Linked DNA regions of Homo sapiens: region 2 is linked to region 1. Evidence: read pairs that join two places in POLR2A ChIA-PET (ENCODE). Cell type or tissue: Panc1. All regions are shown on one strand. Links, peaks and the distances in the headings refer to the core of each region. The heading gives the core; the rest is flanking DNA.

Evidence for each region. ChIA-PET counts read pairs that join two places held together with the same protein. Peaks named below come from ENCODE experiments on the same cell type or tissue, not always from the same donor. Only the 100,000 strongest peaks of a DNase experiment are listed, where the experiment ranks them.
Region 2: POLR2A ChIA-PET joins it to region 1 with 7 read pairs; 4 of 35 experiments call an interaction of 5 or more read pairs at or near these places.

The regions. Positions count from the first base shown.
Region 1 is chr3:57,867,447-57,870,378 of GRCh38, reverse strand. The region is part of intron 13 of SLMAP (sarcolemma associated protein); the gene reads right to left. Among named protein-coding and RNA genes, the nearest start is that of SLMAP, 110 kb to the right of the region's middle. In Panc1, for the core only: no CTCF peak of the experiment used is centred there; no DNase peak of the experiment used is centred there.
Region 2 is chr3:57,795,602-57,798,533 of GRCh38, reverse strand. The region is part of intron 2 of SLMAP (sarcolemma associated protein); the gene reads right to left. Among named protein-coding and RNA genes, the nearest start is that of SLMAP, 41 kb to the right of the region's middle. In Panc1, for the core only: no CTCF peak of the experiment used is centred there; no DNase peak of the experiment used is centred there; H3K27ac peaks cover 322 bases.

The DNA of each region.
Region 1 (2,932 bases), core at 254-2,753:
CAACAGAAATTTGAAATTTAAAAAAAATCTAATAAATAAGAATTTGACAACTGGATCCAGGAAAAGCAAAACGGGAGCCCTCAGTATAATAGTAATTGCCAGGATAAAAAGTTGTTTTTCATAAATCCCATTTTAGCTATGGTAACACTTTAAAAACTCAAACTACATCATCATGTTATATATATATAAACTCATTTGGAATGATATTTTAACTTAACTAAAGGACTTTACAAAACATATTTGAAACATATTTCAGACTAATATCAAAGAACTTAAGATGACATTTATTAAAGAGGGACATCCTACCATTACTTACAAAGCTAACAATCACACTTTTATCTGAACTCTACATTAAAATATTTACTAAACTGGTTTAGATAAAATCTGATATTAATATAAAAAGATAGAGAACCACTCTACTTAAAATACATTTTATTTATATAAATGAGTTTCCTATGGATTTTTATTTATATACCTGTGTTATCTAATACTATAGCCATTAGCTACTGTAGTTACTAAACCCTTCAAATGTGGCTAGCTCTAATTGAGATGTCCTAAGCATAAAACAAATGTACAATGATTTCAATGAATTAGTAAGAAAACAGTGATATGAAATTTTATGAATAATTTATTAATCATTTTAATATTTATTAATATTGAAATATTTTGGATGCTGTAGGCAAAATAGATCATTAGAATTTGTTTTGTTTATATATATTATATATATATATATATATATATATATATAATAGAGATGGGATCTTGCTATGTTGTCTAGGATCAAGTGCAGTAGTTATTCACAGGTGTGATTGTAGTGCACTACAACCTCAAACTCCTGGCCTCAAGGGATCCTCCTACCTTAGCCTCCCAAGTAACTGGGACAACAGGCATGTACCACTGCACCCAGCTTTTTATATTTTTAATGTGTGTGGTGGTTAATACTGAGTGTCAACTTGAATGGATTAAAGGATACAAAGTATTAATCCTGGGTGTGTCTGTGAGGTTGTTGCCAAAGGAGATTAACATTTGAGTCAGTAGGCTGGGAAAGGCAGACCTACCCTTAATCTGGGTGGGCACAACCTAATCAGCTGCCAGTGCAGCTAGAATATAAGCAGTCAGAAAAATGTGAAAAGAGAGACTGGCCTAGCCTCCCAGCCTACATCTTTCTCCTGTGCTGGATGCTTCCTGTCCTCGAACATCAGACTCCAAGTTCTTCAGTTTTGGAACTCAGACTGGCTCTCCTTGCTCCTCAGCTTGCAGATGGCCTATGTGGGACCTTGTGATTGTGTGAGTTAATACTTAATAAACTCCCCTTTATATATATAATATATATAATATATATTATATATATAATACACATATAATATATATTATATATAATACACATATATAATATATATTATATATAATACACACATATATTATATATAATACACACATATAACATATATTATATTATATATAATACACACATATATAATATATATAATATATATTATATATAATACACACATATATAATATATATTTTTATATATAATACACATATATATATTTTATATATATATATATATATATATATATTCCATTAGTTCTGTCCCTCTAGAGAACCCTGACTAATACAATGTGGCTGCCAGAATTTTTTTAAATTAAGAGACAGGGTCTTACTCTGTTGTCCAGGCTGGAGTACAGTGGCACAATCATAGTTCATTGCAACCTTGAATTTCTGGGCTCAAGGGATCCTCCCTCCTCAGCCTCCCAACTACCTAGGACCACAGGTGTGTACTACCACACTTGGCTAATTTTTAAATTTTGTGTAGAGACAGAAGTCTCACTATGTTGCCCAGGCTGGTCTCAAACTAATGGCCTCAAGCAGTCTTCCCTGCTTAGCCTCCCAAAGTGCTGGGATTACAGGCACATGCCACCACACCTCACTAATTTAAAAAAAAAATTTTTTTTTTCTTTTTAGAGATGGGGTCTCACTATGTTGCCCAGGCTGGTTTCGAGCTTCTGGGCTCAAACAATCCTCCCTTGCTGGGATTACAGGAGCAAGCTACTTTGCCCAGCAGAAAATTTAAAATTATGTATGTGGCTCTCATTATGTTTATTTTTTATTTTTTTGAGATGGGGTCTCACTCTGTCACCCAGGCTGAGTACAGTGGTGTGATCATGACTCACTGCAGCCTTGACCTCCTGGGATCAAGTGATTCTCCCATCTAGCCTCCTGAGGAGCTGGGTCTACAGGTGCACACCACTATGCCCAGCTAATTTTTAATTTTTTTATAGAGATGGGTTCTCACTATGTTGCTCGGGCTGGTCTTGAACTCCTGGACACAAGCAATCCTTCCACCTTGGCCTCCCAAAGTGCTGGGATTATAGGTGTGAGCCACCACACCCAGCCTTATGTTTATTTCGGACAACACTGTCCTTTACTCTCTAAGATACATTCAGCTTATGCTTATTAGATAAGACACACAAAAAATTTACAGTACAAAACCTGTGCTTTTAGTAGCTACATTATATTTAATTTTTAAAATGGGATTCACTGAAAGTATTAGTATTATTAATTTTAACATCTTCAGATATTTAAAAATATTCTCTTACAACTATATTTGGCTCTCTACTATTTAAAGAATAATTTAGTTAAAATTATATAATATGGGTATGGACATTGGTAATACTGGGATACTTGAAAATTGGTTCATTATTATAAGTGATTTGGAATGGAATTAAGTGACGCATCTTATTCCAAAGTCCACCCTTAACTAAGTTTTCGTGTACATCTAGAAATTTATTGCTTAGTTTCTTTTAAAATATTCTATTAGTCACTATCATACCGTAACTCAATATATCACCACCAAAAAAGCAAGCACACAAATAAGGAAAAAATAATTATGGCAAGGAGTTACCTTTAAGTATCTAAAATATTTATT
Region 2 (2,932 bases), core at 159-2,658, 72 kb after region 1:
TTCCTAAATTTAAAATTAAAACATCAGTTGAGGAAAAATAGCTACAACCTAACAGCCCATGCAACTTAGATTAAGCTGCATACAACATTAGTTTCAAAACAAAGAGAGTCAGAAAACACTCTAGAAAATCAAGTATGAGATTTTTAGTGCTAAAAAGGACTACAAAATACCCTCATCAATGAGGTAACTTAGGGCCCCAAAGCAGCCGCCTATATAAGAACAAGACAAGTAAACAAAGCAAGTCCAAAGTCCAAAATATTCTACTTCACAAACAGACAGCTTCAGCAATCCTGAAAATACCTAAATAAAAAATTAGTTAAACTTTCAAATGACAGACAAATTTAAGAAACCACCCACCTCACTAAAAATATTCTTGGTAATAAATGACTGCTTAGAAAGGAGCTTACATACCAATAAAATTAGTTAACATTTATTTAGTCTTTACCGTGTGCCATGCCATGTATGCCTTCACATATATTAACTCATTTAATTTTCACAGCCCCATATGAGGTATTATTATTATCTGCACTTTACAAATGAAAAACAACCTGAGGCACAATGAAGCTAAATTTCTTGCCAAAAGTCACCAAGGTAATAAGAGGTGAAACCAGGATATGAACCCATTGCAGTGACCTCCACAGCTGTCATCCCTAATTCCTCACTCCTGACTTCCAGATCTTTACCGCTCTACCATACTGTCTATTTTAGCCCAACTCATCACTTTGCAGATAAGCAAACTGTGCTCCTCAAGGAAGAGATAAAATTAATCCAAGGTTTCTAACTATTTAATAACATAACTGGTACTAAACTCAGGTTTCCTATTCACATTATGAGGCTTTTCATTTAATCTTTTTCAAAAATAATTTATTTTGTTTTTCCAAGTATAAAATACTTATTGAAATCAGAAGAATATAATAAAGTACAGAAGAAAATTGAAATAACACCTCCCAGCTTCCAAGAATAACCACATCAACAGTTTAACATATTGCTTTATATGCATTACACGACTAACATTCCACTCTCCTGCCTCGTACTTTTTTTTTTTTTTTGAGATGGAGTTTCATTCTTGTTGCCCAGGCTGGAGTGCAATGGCGCGATCTTAGCTCACTGCAACCTCCACCTCCCGGGTTCAAGCGATTCTCCTGCCTCAGGCTCCCAAGTAGATGGGATTACAGGCACCCACCACCACGCCTGGCTAATTTTGTATTTTTAGTAGAGACAAGGTTTCTCCATGTTGGTCAGGCTGGTCTCAAACTCCCGACCTCAGGTGATCCGCCTGCCTCAGCCTCCCAAAGTACTGGGATTACAGGCGTGAGCCACCACACCTGGCTTTTTTTTTTTTTTTTTTTTAAGATACAGGATCTCACTCTGTCACCCAGGCTGGAGGGCAGTGGTACAATCATAGCTCACTGTAACCTCCAACTCCTGGGCTCAAGTGATCCTTCTGCTTCAGCCTCCCATGTAGCTGGGACTATAGGCACATGCCACCATGCTCGACTAATTTAAAAAAAAAAATTATAGAGACGGGGGTCCTACTACATTGCCCAAGCTGGTCTCGAACTCCTGGCCTCAAGTGATCTCTCACCTCGGTCTCCCAAAGTGCTGAGATTACAGACATGAGCCACCATATCCAGCCCCTTGCCTTGAATTTTTAAAAAATTTTAGAGACATATTCTACATATAGTTGCATTTTTGACATTTTCACTGATATCATCCCAAGGCATTAAGTATTTTTGACAATGTGACTTAATGGTTATATGACATTTCATTAATTTATTTAACCATATGTCTACTGACTATATGTGGTTAATTTTATAATCAGTCTCTGTGATGAAACTGTTATACACACATCTTTATGTAACATCTCTGATAATGTTCTTAGATTAGGTCTCTAGAAATGACATTACTGTGACTTAAAGGGTATAATAATAGCTAATACTTATATGGTGACTGTTGCCAAATCGTTCTAAGTGCTTTGCAGATATTCTAAGTGCTTTATAGCTATATCCTAGCTAATCCTTGCAACAATCCTATGAGGGAGGAAACGAAGGTCCAGAGAGAACAAGTGACTTGTCCAAAATCAGCCAGGAAGTGACACAGCCACGATTCACACCCAGGTAGTCAGGCTCCACGATCCATGCTCTTAATTACCAGGCTAGACTATCCTAATTCCACACTCTTTCAACCACATCATGCAAAGTCTCCTGGAAGTTTATTACAAATACACAAAACAGCTGAGGGACTTTTATTTTACTAAACATCCCAGAAGACTCTACCGTTTGAAAACTACTATTCTGATCTTAACAACAACAAAAAAGAGCAGAACACTTAATAAAACTCCTCCCATAAAACCTTTGATAGTTATATTGGTGGATGTTTTAAATATAGAAGGGAGAGCCAAGTAAGAGAGTACTCAAAATGGTTAAAATACATGTTTATGGCCTTAAATTAGGCAATGGCTTCTTAGAAATGACACCAAAGGCACAAGTGACAACATGAATTTAAAATGTTTTAATTACTAAAAATTACTTATAAAAATAAAAATAGATAAATTGGACTTCATCAAAATTAAAAATATTTACACTTTAAAAGATACTATCAGGACAAATACTATATGATTCCACTTATTTGAAGCACCTAGAATAGGCAAAGTCCTAGAGACAGAAAGTAGAATAGAGGTTACTAGAGGCTGGGGGAGGGGGAAGGGAGAGTTATTATTTAATGGGTACAGTGTTTCTGTTTGGGATGATGAAAAAGTTCTGGAAATGGAGGTTATAGTTACACAACACTGTGAATGTACTTAATGCCACTGAAATGTACACTTAAAATTGTACAAATGGTACATTTTATGTTATGCATATTTTACCACAATCAACACCACCAAGACAACCCACAGAATGAGAGAAAATACTTACAAATCATTTATCTGATA